2 separate regions of the Mus musculus genome follow, and region 1 is linked to region 2. The links are chromatin loops, found by intact Hi-C in ENCODE. Cell type or tissue: heart. All regions are shown on one strand.

Region 1 (8,000 bases), 95 kb before region 2:
AAGTGGGTAGGTTGGAATTAACAAAGCCAGAGACAAAATCATTCTCCATCTATGAATATGTGAAGTCCGAGATGTATAGGAGTCATTTGCATTCCCCAAAAGAAAAAAGTAAAATGAAGCAAAGACCCCAGCCATCCCAGGTGCATTCTGCTGGATGGTATGGTTCATGGGCAATTCTCTTTGGCTTGATGCTGCCTTTCAGACTGGACAGCGGTCTCCTCCACAGCTCAGCCAGGTAGGTCTACACTCCAGAAACACGACTGGGTAGCATCTCACTGCTAAGGGACCATTTAAAGCTTTAGACCAAGTCTATCTTGAAACTAGAGCAGTAGCTTCACCCTGGACATCAAGAAGGTAGCTCTGATGCCCTCTTTAATCTTTTACTTATTATTATTATTTATTTCTATGAATTTAAGTTTGTACCACATCCGTGTAGTGCCTGTGGAGGCCAGCAGAGTTGGATCCCCTAGGACTGGCATTTCTAACAGTTGGGAGCTTGCCATGTGGTGCTGGCAATCTAACCTGGGTCCTGTAGAAGAACAGTGCCTGTTTTTTTTTTTTTTTTTTTTTTTTTTTTTTTTTGGATTTTTGAGACAGGGTTTCTCTGTGTAGCCCTGGCTGTCCTGCAACTCACTCTGTAGACCAGGCTGGCCTCGAACTCAGAAATCCACCTGCCTCTGCACAGTGCCTGTTCTTAATAGCTGAACTGTGTTTCCAGCCTAGCCCTCTCCTCCTCCTCTTCCTCCTCCTCCTCTTCTTCTCCTCCTCCTCCTCCTCCTCCTCCTCCTCCTCCTCCTCCTCCTCCTCCTCCTCCAACTCCTCCTTCTCCTTCTTCTTTTTTCCCCCTTAAGACTAGACTTGTAGCTCAGGCTAGCCTTGAACTCACCACATAGTTGAGGTTAACCTCAGACTTCTTGTCTTTCTGTCTCCATCTCCTGAGCGTATGCCATCATGCCACCATGGCTTGTTTATGCAAGCCTAAGGGTAAAATCCAGGGCATCATGTACCCAGGGCCACATGAAGGCAAGCTCTCTTATCACCACACTAAATAGCCCAACCTGGTCTTGAACTCATGATCTTCCTGCCTCTGCTCCTAAACTGGAATTATAAACATGTGTTACTGTTCTTAAGTTTTTTGAATCGTCCCTTGTCTGAAGCACACCTTTAATCCCAACACTTGGGAGACAGAGACGGGCAGATCTTTATGACTTTGAGGCTAGCTTGGTCTACACAGTGAATTCCAGGATAACCAAGACTACAGAGTGAAACCCTATTTCAAAAACAAAAACAAAACAAAACAAAACAAAACAAAACAAAAATAACAACAAGAAAACACACTTGGCAAGCTTGCTAACACATGCCTTTAATTCCCTTACTCAGGAAGCAGAAACAGGAGGATCTCTGTGAGTTGGAGGCCAGCTTGGTCTATAAAATGAGTTCAGACATCCTGGGCTCTTGTTACACAGAAAAACCCTGTCTTGAAAAACCAAAAGGGGGCTAGAGAGATGGCTCAGAGATTAAGAGCACTGACTGTTCTTCCAGAGGTCCTGAGTTCAATTCCCAGCAACCATATGGTGGCTCACAACCATCTGTAATAGGATCTGATGCCTTCTTCTGTGTCTGAAGACAGCTACAGTATACTCATATAAATAAAATAAATGAATTTTTATAGAGAAGAAGAAGAAGGAGGAGGAGGAGGAGGAAGAGGAAGAGGAGGAGAAGGAGAAGAAGAAGAAGAAGAAGAGGAAAAAAGAAAATGTCTTTTTGTTAAAAAGAAAAGAAAAAAACAAAAGAAAATACACATTGAAGTATTCATTCATGAAGTAGCACCCTATTTCTTTGCACCAAAAACTGTAGCCAGTGGGGTGTGGGTGTGTACATAAGAGAGAGGAATGGGTTCAGTATCCGGAACCAAGGGGGAGGGACGGGTGCCTAAAATCTCTGTCAGCAAGCTATAGACCTAGAAAAGCAATGGTGTGGCTCTAGTTTTAGTCTCAAGGCCAGAGTAGCAGAAGAGACAAATCTGTGAAGTCAGGTCCAATGGTCAAAAGTTTGAGGACTGAGAACCAGTGAGTTAAAGTGCAAAGGCAGGTGATGCAGCCAGTATGGTGTGCTGGTGGGAGTTGGTGGGAGGACCCTAGTAGGAGGACCCTCCTTCTCAGTCCTTTGTTCTCTTCAAGTTTTTAGTCAGTGAGGTCCACTCCTGCAGTCACCGTCATTCAATCATGGTTTTTATTTCTGTTATTTGGTCTCTGTGTCCTTGGCAGGTACTTCATTGCCGACCACTCCCCCCAACCTTCCCTCAGCCTTCTAAGTGATGTGTTAATCTCTTCTAATAACACATCCAGAATAGTGTTTGACCAAGTGTTTAGGCACTTCCTGTCCCAGTCAAGTTGACAACACATTAAAAATCAACCATCAGCCGGGCATGGTTGCGCACATCTTTAATCCCAGCACTTGGGGGACAGAGGCGGGCGAATTTCTGAGCTCGAGTTCGAGGCCAGCCTGATCTACAGAGTGAGTGCCAGGACAGCCAGGGCTACACAGAGAAACCCTGTCTCAAAAAAACCAAACCAAACCAAACCAAAAACAAAACAAAACAAAACAAAAACAATCATCAGAGGCTCATACAAGGAGGTAAGTCCTAACAGGGTTTATCCTTCCACAGCACGCTTTGAGTGTAAAGATGCTCTGTGTGTGTGTGTGTGTGTGTGTGTGTGTGTGTGTGTGTGTGTGTCTGTATGTGTTAGTCAGATGACAAATAGAAGCGAATTGCTAGATTGCCACCCAGTACACAGGAATTATGTCACAGGAGAATCTTGCTAACATGTAAATCCCTTCCAGGAGTGGTGGCATAAACCTATATAGGCAGCATTCAGGGGACTGAGGCAGAGTAATGACAAGTTCGAGTCCAGCTGGGCTTCTTGGTGAGCTCTTGTCTTAGGGGTTGGTTTGGGAGCAGATGCAGGTAAGGCATTTCTGAGGAGCCTGTGGGTACCTTTTTCTCACAGGGAGAGGCTGGAGCTGAGAGCACAGACTCAGCATTCGAGCTACCAGCTAAGCTGAAGTTCTGGTTTCCTACCTACTGCAGTCCTGCCCCTCCTCCGTGAGTGCTCACTGTTTTAACACAAAGCCAGGTGCTGGCCAGCAGAGGCACAGGTGTCGTCTGCCTCCCAGGCACTAACACATTGACAAAGCTGGACCTTCTGATGGCAGAGCTTCATGACAGCCTTTGGTTTCTTAGGTTTTTATCAGTCCCTTCCCTTTTGTCTTTTCTTTCTTTCCCTGGTTGTCCGAGAACGCAGTGTGTATGCCAGACTGCCTTGAACTCACAGAGATCCACTTGCCTCTGCCTCCCAAGTGCTGGGATTAAAGGTGTGGCCCACTACACCCTGTTATCAGCGCCTTTCTCCATAGTTTGGTTGCAAGTTGTCGTAGGAAGCTAGAGACCTCAAAGGGGTTGAGCCACATAGAAAATGACCTGAATATGACAATATCCATAGCAGTTAGGTAACGTGAGGCTGCATTAAAGCCCACAGTGAAGCCATACATAATGAATCCCAAGAGACTTGTGTCACTCTCTTCATTGGCAGAGTAGCCATGAGAAAGGAGCGCCTGGGTCAGAATTCCAGGTCAGAGTTTCTGACCACAGAGAGGCTAACACAGTGGGATGTGACTTGGGCAGTCTTGAGCAAAGTCTGGCTGGTCTAGGAGGGGCCAGTATCCTACAACCATGCTTTCCTAAGACTAGAGTTGACTTTGCTGACCCCTTAGGTTTGCTATGGTGTAGCTGGGAAGAGAGGTTGGGAGCTCACAAGGCTAAGGGACAGAAGGGAAGGAAGCTGTGGGTGGGGATCACCGACAGGAGGAGGCAGCAGAGTGGCAGGGTGGGACCCCTTTCTGCTGAAGAGCCAGCAACAGTGAGGCCAAGAATGCCAAGTGGGTCTCTTTAAGGGTTCACTACTTTAGGTAATTGGGTTTCCCAAGTTCTACTTGCCCAGCCCTAATCTCCCACTCTCCATTGTCTTCCACTCTCCGTGGCCCTGGGCAGTCGGAGGGCAGGCGGAAGTGCTGCAAGAGACCCTCTTGGCTTGCTGCCTGGGTCTTCTCCAGCACACACACACACACACACACACACACAAAGCACACAGCCCCGATGGGGCCAGTGCCTTGGGCTTGCAGTGCCTTGGAGCTGGTAGGGCTGGAACTGGGGGAGGAGGAGGGAAGGAAGGAGAGAATCAAACAGAAACCTTCTCATCTTTCTATCAGCAGCCATGCAAGGAATATTGTTCAGCATGGCACAAAAGCGGCACTGAAAATAGCTGCAGCCAGAGCGGGGCTGCCAACCACTGCCTGAGATAACGTCTACTTGGAGACACTGGTGTCTTTGTGGGGCTGTCAGTGTCCCTATTGTTCCCAGAGCCTATTGCCTGGGGAATATTGTTCCCAGCTTTTGTCTCCCTGGTTCACTTTTGTTTGCCTTTACTTACCGTTTCATTCCGCGCCCCTTTGTGCCTCCCATTCCCTCCTTTGTCTGCCCTCTCTAAGCTGCCTGGGGCTGTGGATTGGTGCCCAGGGAGACAATAGGCCCGGCCCCCTCCCAGCCTGCAACCCCACCCCAGCCCAGCTCCTTTCTGCCTCTGTCTCTCCCTAGGGCACCCGAGATGTTCCAAAGGCGAGGCCTCCAGGGAGGGTGGGGTCCAGGCAGCCCACCCCCTACTGGGAACAGAAAGAACCACTCATGGGATATTCGGTTCCAGGGAAAGTCTGAAATGCCTGGCGGGGGCCCTCTCCCAGGATCGCCTATTTTCTTTTTCAAACAAAATAGGTTTTCAGAGCAGCGAAAGGAATAGAGCTCCCCCGCGCTCTTCCTCAGCCCGCTTTCAAGCGCCCCTTTCTGGCGACCAGGGCGCTCGTTTTTCTTGTGCCAGTCGCCCTGATCAAAGCCACTTGTGTTTATTTGCACATTGGAATCCTCCGGCCTCCTGTGACCCGACCCCGCAAGGCGAGCCGTAGGGAAGGGGCCGGGTCCCCCCAGGGTCAGAGGAGCTGGACTGGACGTTGAGTTGGGGGTGGGCAAGAGCAGAATAGCCCCTGGGACGAAGGGGATTTAGTAGGCAGCGGGGGCCACTTTAAGCCTGCGGGAGGCACGGCAGGTGTCCAGCTACAGCCCTGAGACTCAGAGGTTCAGCTAGAAGAAGAAAGGCTGCAGGCTGTGCCCCTAAGTGTGGGACCCTGCGCTCTGGCCAATGCTTTAACAGGAGACCAGCCAGGACTAGAGCCAGCCCCGCAGCCGGAGGCGACTCCGCCCTTTCATTGTTCCTGTCCCAAGGACAATGGGCAAAGCCTCTGGAGAGTCTTTGTTTCAGGAGATGGAAATTGGGTAGGGGATTTCCGGAAAGTCTGACTGGAAGCTAAGCTTGGCTGCTCAGAGCTCGGGGAGGAAGGGGAACAGGAAGGGGAGGGTGCAGTCTGGGGTTAGGGGAAGCTACTAGGAGAGGCCCAGAGGACAGCCAGGTCCTCTCAAATCCCAGACTGCTTTTGATTCCTGCTTTGTCCTGTGCCTACCTCACTTCGCCAGCCATGACTGGCAGGATTCTTAGACTCCAGCAAAAAAGAAGCCCGAAGTACCCGTGCCTACTTTGAAGGCAGGGGTGGAGTGGAATCTGGGTTGTAACCTTGGTGGCCAGTAAGAGTCCCAGTCGAACCAGGGAGGGCATGGTGGCTGGACTCTCCCTTGGCACTTCCAGGAGAGCCGTATACAAAAGTTTATACAGGAAACCCTAAAGCAGGGGGACATGGGAAGGATACAGGGACACATCAGAGGTCTTAAGTCCATTTCTGGGCCCTTCATCAGCTTCCCCACCCCACAACTCAAAATGGTGTGTGTCTTCAGACATGTGGGTGTGACACCCCCTGCCCAATCTGGCCTGTGTGTGAAACTACTGGGCATATACCCTTTGTCCCCTGCCCACACATCAGTGAAACCGGAGTTCCTCAGGGACAGACCCATTGTCCATAGGGCTCACTACAGGTGACCAGTGCTAGGACTCCATAGTCCAGGAAATGAAGAGTTGAGTTAACTGACAATCACTCCTGCCAAGTCTTCAATGGCATTTCAAGTTTGACATAGTCAATGATTTTGATGTTTAGTGTTTTATCCATTTTACAGCTACTGATTTGATCTCTGGAAATAGCCACTGGCCAAGAAAATCAAAGCATCTAACTAGAACAAAGTTGAGAAGTGGGAAGTGAGCTGGTAGTGGAGGCCACAGCGGGTCGGAAGCTCTGTTGTAAGGCAACATCTGGGGTGGGGAGCATGGCTCAGAGGTGGAAAGTAGTCCAGTGTGCACAAAGCTCTGGGCTCGGTCCCCAGCAGCGAATAAACCCTGGAAGCACACATCTATCATCCCAACACTTGGGAGGTAGAAGGAGGAGCATTAGGAGTTAAAGGTCATTTTTGGCTCCATCTCAAAGCCAACCTGGATTACATGAAACCTTGTCTCAAAGGTGGTGGGGAAGGCAGTATACTACTGGGCACGGTGATGGACTCTCTCTCTCTCTCTTTCACACACACACACACACACACACACACACACACACACACACACACACACACACACGAGAAGCCTAGGCAAGAAGATCATTGAATTCAAGACTAGCCTTGACCCTTGACTACATGCAGAGTGTGAGGTCAGCCTGTGCTATCTAGTGAGACCTTGTCTCAGTAACCACCAAAACCCAAATCCAGGGAACCTAGAAAGCAAAGGCAATGCTCAAGAGAACAAAGGTTTTTCTTACAGCTACAGAGGGCAAGTCCGATGTAAGTGGGAGAGGAAGAGTATCTTTTCCATGTGGAGAATGTGGATGGGTTTATGATTATTTGGAGCCTGAGCAGTCATTATGTGAGCAGAGGAACATGGAGTTGCAAAGTGTTGTATTAAGGAGGACCAAACAAAAATAAATGTATGAGTTCCATCATCTAAGGTCAAGTCATCGATCTCTAAAGTTGTTCTTTCTTTCTTTCTTTCTTTCTTTCTTTCTTTCTTTCTTTCTTTCTTTCTTTTTCTTCCTTCCTTCCTTCCTTCCTTCCTTCCTTCCTTCCTTCCTTTCATTCTTTCATTCTTTCTGTTTGTTTGAGACAGGGTTTCTCTGTGTATCCCTCCCTAGGTGTCCTGGAACTCATTCTGCAGACCAGGCTGACCTTAAACTCACAGATCCATTTGCCTCTGACTCCCAAGTGCTGGTATTAATCGTGTGGACCACCATGACCAGCAAATTATTTTTTCTTATGTGAAGTGGAAAAAAATGTATTAGATTAAACCTTTTAATTTGGTGTTTTCTTACGAATCCAACAATGCATTGCTACAATGGTGTATATTTATTGATAGGGGAACACATTTCTTTCTGTTTACTAAATTAGTAGGAAAAAGAAAAGGCTGTCCCATAATTTTCTAGAGCGAGTGGATATTCCTGTGAGTTGTGAAAGTGAGGTCATAGCTGAGCTTGGAGACAGAGACCCAAGAGAATGCACCAGCTGTGTGCCAAGGCATCATCTGAGGTGGCTGGAGAGTGCAGAAGAGGCCCAATCTTGGGTTTTATAAAACGATCAGGAGAGAAGGAATATGTTTGGTGAGTGTGTGGTAAGGTGTGGGGGAAGGGGGTGCCTCTTTGGGCCCTTGCTGAGGACATCCCTTCTCCATGAGGAACCAGCCACAGGATGGCATGGCATCGTATAGAATAGAGTTTATTCAGGGCATGGGGAGGGGAGTTGAGGGGGTAGAGACAGAGAAAGGAAAAGAGAGAGAGAGAAAGAGAGAATGGAGTTTGGCCATGAGTACATGGAGAGAGGGGGAAAGGGAGTGGGGAGAGAGGAAAAGCAGGAATGGGGAGGGAGGCAGAGCAGGAGCAAGAAGGCAAGAGAGAGAGGAGGGGGCAAGCAGCCCCTTTTATAGTGAGTCAGGCACACCTGGCTGTTGCCAGATGACTGTGGGGCAGAG
Region 2 (8,000 bases):
TGGCCCTCTCACACAGAAATATATACAGGCAAAACACCAGTGCACAGAAAATGTAAACAAATAAATCATTAAAAAGCATATTTGTAAAAAAAAAAAAAAAAAAAAGAAGAAGAAGAAGGCATAGAAACAAAGGAAGCAACGGTACAAACAAAACCAAGGTATCAGGTGGCACACACCTGTGGTCCCAGCCCTGGGGCAGGAGAGACTTTGGCAAGAGGAGCACTAGTTCAAGACCACTTAAGGTGACATAGGAAGTTCAAAGTGAGCCTGGACTATATAGTGAGTGCTTGTCTCAGAAACAACAACACTCACAGAGAACCAAAAAATACAACAGCTATAAAACCCACAGTGACAATACTCCTCCTCCCAAATAAAGTTAGGACCAGTGATGGAGGGAGGGAGGGAGGGAAGACTGGTGGATTGTTAGGCCCAGTGATGGAGGGAGGGAGGGAAGACTGGTGGATTGTTAGGAACAGTGATGGAGGGAGGGAGGGAGGGAGGGAAGACTGGGGGATTTATAAGCCACAGCTCAGAGCAGGAGAACCTATGGCTCACCTCAAGGGCAGTAACCAGAGCACTGCCCTCTTTGTCCCCGTTTGCCAAACCCCAGCTTCCACAGAGCAACGCAATGAACCCACACAGCGTTGTATTATAGGAGAAAACACAGATGTTTGAAGGACCAATTTTTCTTGTTTGTTTGTCCGCTGTTGTGTGGGTAGTGAGCATGTCTGCCTCTTGCTTTGGTGGGAGACACTATCTTTATCCTCCAAGGCTGTTTTCCACATAAAAATCCTTGAAAGGATCGTCTGGAACAAAGGGCAGTCAGTGCTTTGCATGCAGTACACATGCAAGGGACTTATAAAGAATGGGCTGTACCTCGTGATGGTAGATTTAAGCTAACTACATTAATAGCTATGCTCAGGGTAAACAAAATACCTCAATTAAATGCAGTAATTGTCAGGCTGGACACGAGCCATCTATGGTGAAACCACTTTGTTTATTAAGATGGAGAAGAGAGGCTGGGGTGTCTTCTGTGTATGGAGTTAGTATACCTGAGGCCCTGGGTTTGTTTGAGCCACAGCCTTGCATAAACTGGTGTAAGAATATACACCTCTAAGCCCTGGGCAGAGGCCGAAGGGTCAGAAGTATAAGACCATCCTTGCCTATGTACAAAGTTTGGGAAGTTTGAGGCCAGCCTGGGTTACATATTGTATCAAAAGAGAGAGAGAGAGAGAGAGAGAGAGAGAGAGAGAGAGAGAGAGAGAGAGAGAGAGAGAGAGAGAAAATAAGGAGACAGAAAATTAGTAAGGTTAAAGACATATAGGAGCTAAACTAATTTAATCTGTTCCCCCAAAGAACATACATTCTTTTAAGTACACGTGGATTTATATTTGTCAATATAAATCATCCTGTAGGTATCTGACAAAGCTTGCAAATTCAACGTGATAAAAATAATACATACTATACTTCTGGAGCCAGTGAGTTGGCTGCTCGACCTGGCTCAGTTTCTCTTTTCAAACCTGATCTGACATCTTTGCTACCCTCACCCAAACGCCTTCCCTTCCACTCCTAATACTATTAACTAAAATTTGAATTCAAACCATGTTATTTTTGATCGTTTATCCTCCAACAATTACTGAAGTCAAAGAACCACTGTTGTTCCTTGGCTGTGTGACAATTTGTATAGTGGGCATATTCACTCTACCACAGCCATGCCCCACTTGAATCCTGAAAATACTTCAACTGAAACCCGAGGCAGATCAGCCCCAAAGCAGAAATACAAAGAAACAAAACAAACAGACAAACAAACAAACAAACAACCCAAGCAGCAGAACTACTCCAAAATTTACTAACCCTACAGTAAGAGCAACTAGGGAGAATAAATTAGAAATCCCAAAGAACTCAAAACAATAACTGTGTTCTAAGAAATAAAAAATTAAAAAAAAGAACTCCCAGTCAAGAAACAAATACCTGAATGAAATAAGAAAGACAACACAAAATATAAAGGAGGAATTTAACAAAGAAATGCTGAAGAAAAACCAGGCACAGTTGGCAATGAGAACACAAGTCAAGCAGTCAACCCAAAGGCTTCGGGAAGTCTCAGTAATTGAATGATTGCAGAGGCACAGAGCTGACAGGCGGTGGTGGCGCACGCTTTTAATCCAGGCACTTGGGAGGCAGAGGCAGATGGGTGTCTGAGTTCAAGGCCAGCCTGGTGTACAGACCGAGGTCCAGGACAGCCAGACAATTTAAAGGAACAATCCAGCAATATGGCACCAGTGGGAATTCCAAGATCTCTATGTGTATTAGTCAGTGTTCTATTGCTGTGCAGAGACACCATGACCACAGCATCTCTTATATAAGAAAGCATTTAGTTGGGACTTGCTTACAGTTTCAGAGGTTTAATCCATTTTTGTCATGGCAGGGAACATGGTGGCACAGAGGCAGACATGGTGCTGGAGAAGTAGTTCAGAGTTCTAGATCTAGATCCGCAGGAAAAGTAAGACATTGGGACTGGCTTAGACTTTTGAAACCCCTAAGTTCCATCCCTACCCCACACCCACACCAAGTAACAAACTTCCTCCACGGGGCTACACCTCCTAATCCCTCTCAAGTAGTTCCACTTTCTGATGACCAGGCATTCAAATACATGAGCCTATGGAGGCCATTCTTCAAACCACCACACCAACATATTCTGAAAAGACCAAATCTACAGGCAATACACATGGAAGGAGGAAGAGGAGGAGGAGGAGGAGGAGGAGGAGGAGGAGGAGGAATCACATTTCAAAAGCATAGAAAACCTGTTTCAAAGAATCATGACAGAACATTTCTTAGAGTTAGGGAAAGAAATGGCAATTCAGATATAGGAGGCGTTTAGGATAGGAAACAGATCAGAAAAGAGCCTTCAGTCAGCATATTATAATTAAAACACCAAATACACTGAACAAAAAAAGGACATTGAACGTGGCAAGAGAGAAGCATCAAGACACATATAAAGGCAGACTCACGGGAATAACTTCAGATTTGTCAACTGGAGAGCTGTATGCCCTCTTCTGGCATGTAGGTGTCCATGCAGACAGAGCACTCTTACATTTAAAAAAAAAAAATAGATTTAAATTTGTATTTTAGCATTGGGGGTGGGTGGGCATGTACAGACCATGGTCTGTGCGTGGCAATCGGAGGAGCATTTTCAGAAGTCTGTTCTCTCCAGGAACTGAGAGGATGCCTCTGCAGCAGAGGTGTTGCAGCTCCTGGGAAAAAGGATCCCCAGTGGAGCTCAGGAGCTCAGGAGCCTCGGCCCCACTCCTTCTTCACTTTTTCTTTTCATTGCTTCTTTTCTTCTAACAAGGGAGTCACACCAGGCAGAAATCTTCATGAAAGAGATTTACTGAAGGATCCAGGGTGTGGAGAGGAACAAATCCAGGGAGATTTATTGAAGGATCCAGGGATTCTGCTCCCAGGAGTGGGCAACAGGGAATTGGGCCAAGGGCAGTGCTTAGATGGTATTTTGGCGGGGGCGGAGCTTCTCGGGCAGAAATTTCCAGAGTGAGGACTGGTGGGACTTCAAGCTCAATCTTGAGCTTGGGAGACTCAGGGATTGGTGGGTTTCCTGCTCAGGGATTAGTGGGTTTCCTGCTCAGGAATTGGTGGCTTTTTTTTCCACCCCCTTTCCCTGCATCGGGGCCCATGGGTTAGGGTGGGAAGTCCTTCCTGACATAGGTGGCTTTGGCTGAGGTGCCATCTCTGTGGATCTGCTTGGGGGAGGGGGGGGGCAGGCGGGGAGAACGGCTGGAGAGGAGGTGCTGCCATTGTGGACAGCTCCTATGGGACAGCTCCTGCAGTGGTGTGTTCACTAAGGCTGTAGACTGAGGCAGGAAAGGTGTCAGCTCCTGTGGACACCTCCTGAGAAGGCTGCAGGCTGAGGAGAGGTTGTGGTGCCACCATTTTGACAGGAGCCACCACTTTGGACAGCTCTTGCAGGATATTTTACTGCAGTGGCCATAGGTTGAGACAGGAAGGAGGGGCCTGTTGCCACTTTGATGGCTTTCGAGGCACAGTGGCTTTTGTGATGCGCCACTCAGGGACTACAAATATTGCAGAAAAGGAGGCAGAAAGAGTGTAAAAGCCAGAGGACGGGTACAGTGACATGAAACAGTACCTTTTGGACATAACATAAACACAGCAGCAGTGGGGACCTGTGTAGGAGCGCACAGGGCCAAGCCTGTGAGTAGTCCAAGATGGATAGACCCCACCCCATTACGGGGAGTTAGTGGTTACAGGAAGTCATTTTTCCCCCAGGGGTACATCCATTGGTAAGTTGTTCATGACCCAGTAAATAACTCTATATCCATGCAGTTAACTATAATTAAATGCAGTGGGTTATAGAACAACAATAGGAAGCTCATAAAGTAGGAAGGGATATGTTCAGAAGAAGGAGGAGGTAGTGAAAAAAAAACCCTTACAGTCCAATATAGCAATTCTAAGACTCTATATCATAGAAATACATAAATAAACAAGACTGCACATTACAAGTGCCACCCTCCCCTGGGTGTGTCAAGCCCAGCCTTGCAGATGCCAGGCAGGTGATCTACTGCCACTGTCAAGCTCTGTGGTATTTCATTAGTGTTTTGAGCTAGGGTCTCATGTAGCTCTTTCTGGCCTTGAATTCACTACGTAGTTGAGGATGACTAAATTCCTAATCTTCCTTCTACCTTCCAAATTCCAAAATTACAGCTATGCACCACCGTGTGTGTGTGTGTGTGTGTGTGTGTGTGTGTGTGTGTTGGTCTCTTTTTTGAGACAGAATGTCACTATGTAGCTCTGGATGTCCTAGAACTTGTTTTGTATGTAGACCAGGCTGTCTTTGAACTCAAAGAGATCTGCTTGCTTCTACCTCCAGAGTTCTAGGATGAAAGGTGTGTGCTACCATCCACAACAGCAGGAATGTGGAGGTATTTGGGGGAGTCAGTTCTTTCTTTTTACCATGGGATCTAGGACGTAAATTTAGGTTGTCAGTGTTGCATGGCAAGTGCCTTTCCCCACTGAGCCATGTCACCAGCCAGCCATCAGTTAATTGTTTAATTAACGTTAGTATATATGTTTCATGTGGAGGTTCATTTCTTAAAATGTATTTATTGAAACAGGGTCTTACTATAAAGCTCTAGATCAGGCAGCCACTCTCCTCTACCTGTGGGCCACTACCTCTTTAGGAGTTGAAGGATCCTTTCATAGGAGTCACTGAAGACCATCAGAAAACACAGATATGCATTATGATTCCTAACAGTAGCAAGATTCCAGTTATGAAACAGCAACAAAAGACTTTTGTGGTTGGGAATCAGCATTACATGAGGAATTTTATTGAGGGGTAGAAGCATTGGGAAGGTTGAGAATCACTGCTATAGAAGCTGCAGACCAGGCTGGTCTGGAACTCAGAGAGATCTACTTACCTCTGCTTCCTGAGAGCTGGGACTAAAGGTGTGTGCCATCACGCCAAGACTCATTCTACTGTCTCTTATATCCCAGATGAGTCATGGCTCTGGCAATTTTGTCTATCCCACAAGTAGCTGAGACTGCAGGTGTGTAGCTCTGAATCCAAATACAAAAGTCTTAACCCTAAAATATTTACCAATGGGGCAGAGATATTACCGAGATATAACAGGCTATGTCACAACTGTGTAGTATGGAAATATGTCCAAGTGTATCTGTCTACTTATCTGGAAATATGCCGTTTTGTAAAGATTCTCCGCTGTGGTGGATCTTTGACTATAGCCATAGCTATGGTAATGTGCTTTCCAGAATTAAAGTAGGTAGCTTCTCTAGTTTCCAGCCTGCCCTACCCTCAGGACCCCAGTAATGGTGATCCAATGAGATGTTTATCCATCACCTGACATTCTTTAACTGGGGACTCACTGGTCACTCCTAGTAATGGCAGGTGAAAACCAAAAAGGGGACTTAACTTCAGGTGAGAATGTTGCCTGCAGGTCTGTATGTGGACTGCCTGCATGCCTGCTACCCTCAGAGCAGAGGAGGACATGAGGCTCCCTGGAAGTAGAGTTCTGATGTTTGTAAGCCACCATGATGGTGTTTTCAGCCTCTCTCCCAATCTTGTCTTTCTGTCCTATAGCTACTCCAGCCTGTAAGGAAATGGTAGGCTCCCATCCTCAGAGACCACTCTACAGGTTCTGCTCTCAGTGAAGGCCTGCACTATCTTAAGTTGCTTGTCTCTCATGTGTCTTTCCTTCCTGCCAACCTTTCAAAATGTACACACAGAGGTAAAGACAGAGAACGGAATGGGTAAGATGGTGAATGTGGCACCTGAAGAAAGTTCAAGTATCCGGGTCTATCCAGACCAGAAGATATTTTTGACAACTGTCACTTGGAAACAAGTATGTGCTAGATTTCCAGAGCTGAATAAAAATGGAATTTGAAATGTAAGAACAAGAAGCTGTCAAGATGGCTCAGTGGTTAAGAGCACCAGCTGCTCTTGCAGAGGAGCAAGCTTTGGTTTCCAGTACCCACATGGTGGCTCACAGCCATCTGTAACTTCAGTTCCACGAGATCTGGTGCCCTCTCTTGAACTCCAAGGGTATCAGGCATGCATGTGGCACACAGACATACATGTAGGCAAGAATCACACACATCAAATTAAATAAATCTAAGAACAAGAAGAGAAGGAGGTGGAGTTAGGACACTCTGACTTGAATCGTGTTGCTCCTCTTTCTTCCTCAAGTCTGGACAGCACCAGGGGAGAGGTTTTCTTGGATGTCTTTAAATGGAAAGAGAACTGGTGGCAGCTACGGACTTCTCTAATATTCAAAGCTAGAAGCCACTCCAGTCTCCTCCCAAGCAAACTACTAGCAGTAATAAAGAGCTAGACTGACCTGCCTCAGGCCCAAAGAAAAGGTCACGGGGACCACTTATATCTTGATGATATCTATGTCCTAACAGCTGTGGCACTCAATTCAAGATCTAAGCCAATCTCATGCCCTCATCTACAGGTCTGTGTGGGTTGTCTTCAGAAGTACTATGGGAACCTAGCTTGTGTCCTTATGTAGCTAGCTACTCCAATGAACCCTCAGAGAGGAAGGCGGGACAGAGCTAGACCTGTTTGGTCTAGAAAGTCAAGCAGCAGCTCCAGTCTCTCAAAAAGCCCACTCAGTGATCACAGTCATGAAGAGTGAGGAAGACTTCCACCCATGAACAGATATGTAAGAGATAGCTAGACCCAGCTCAGCCAACACCCCACTCACTGTCTCCCACTGACATGGGTAACTTCCAATTACACATTTCTATGAAGAAATCCTCTGGGGCCACCTGTTCTAAGCCATCCACCCAGTAAATCTCTCTAACCTTGGAGCCCAGCCTATATCACTATCCAACAGAAGATGCCAAAAATTGGTATCACCAAGCCAGTGAATACATGCTGGGACTACCCTAACCAGGAGTCTGAATAGTACCAGCTAAGAGCTCTGCTGAATGGCAGAGTCTACAGCGGTCACACAGGGCAGATGTTACCCAGGTAGGAGTCCCACCCAGCACCAGTACAAAGGTAGCAGCCTAGCCAACTAGGAACACACTGAAAACTTTCCCGACCTAAGTTCTCTGGTCCTTCCATAATCATATGCTATACTAAATCCTGAAGGACTACCCTTGCCAAAGATGTACAGACCAGCAGAGGGGCTACCTCCTCAATGGACAGACAGCAAGTCAAGGGTCACTAGAGAAGACTATATGATGTAGTCAGTGTGCTAAAAGACAGTGGAGTGGCACATGCCTGCACTCTCGGTACCTGCTGGGCACAGGTAGGAGGATCGGTTCAAGATCATTCTCAACTACACAGTGAATTTAAATCCAGTTTGGGCAACATAAGACCCTGCCTCAAAAACAAACAGTCTAACAGAAACAAAAATACTAAACAAGTAAAAAAAAATGTTAAAAGAAAAAGTCAACCGATATCATTTTGTCTTTCAGACATGAAAAGTCAAAAACTTAAGCCATAT

What was found. Peaks named below come from ENCODE experiments on the same cell type or tissue, not always from the same donor. Only the 100,000 strongest peaks of a DNase experiment are listed, where the experiment ranks them.
Region 1: it touches region 2 in a loop (2.7-fold over the local background); 4 of 42 quality-filtered maps call a loop at or near these places.

Annotation. Positions count from the first base shown.
Region 1 is chr1:133,488,208-133,496,207 of GRCm38, forward strand. No RefSeq gene overlaps it. Among named protein-coding and RNA genes, the nearest start is that of Sox13, 68 kb to the left of the region's middle. RefSeq lists an enhancer at 3,662-5,854. In heart, CTCF peaks have their summits at 3,874 and 4,866; DNase peaks (open chromatin) are centred at 3,834, 4,144, 4,664 and 5,354; H3K4me3 peaks cover 1,732 bases; H3K27ac peaks cover 2,761 bases.
Region 2 is chr1:133,583,149-133,591,148 of GRCm38, forward strand. No RefSeq gene overlaps it. Among named protein-coding and RNA genes, the nearest start is that of Snrpe, 23 kb to the right of the region's middle. In heart, a CTCF peak has its summit at 3,055 (motif pointing left); no DNase peak of the experiment used is centred here.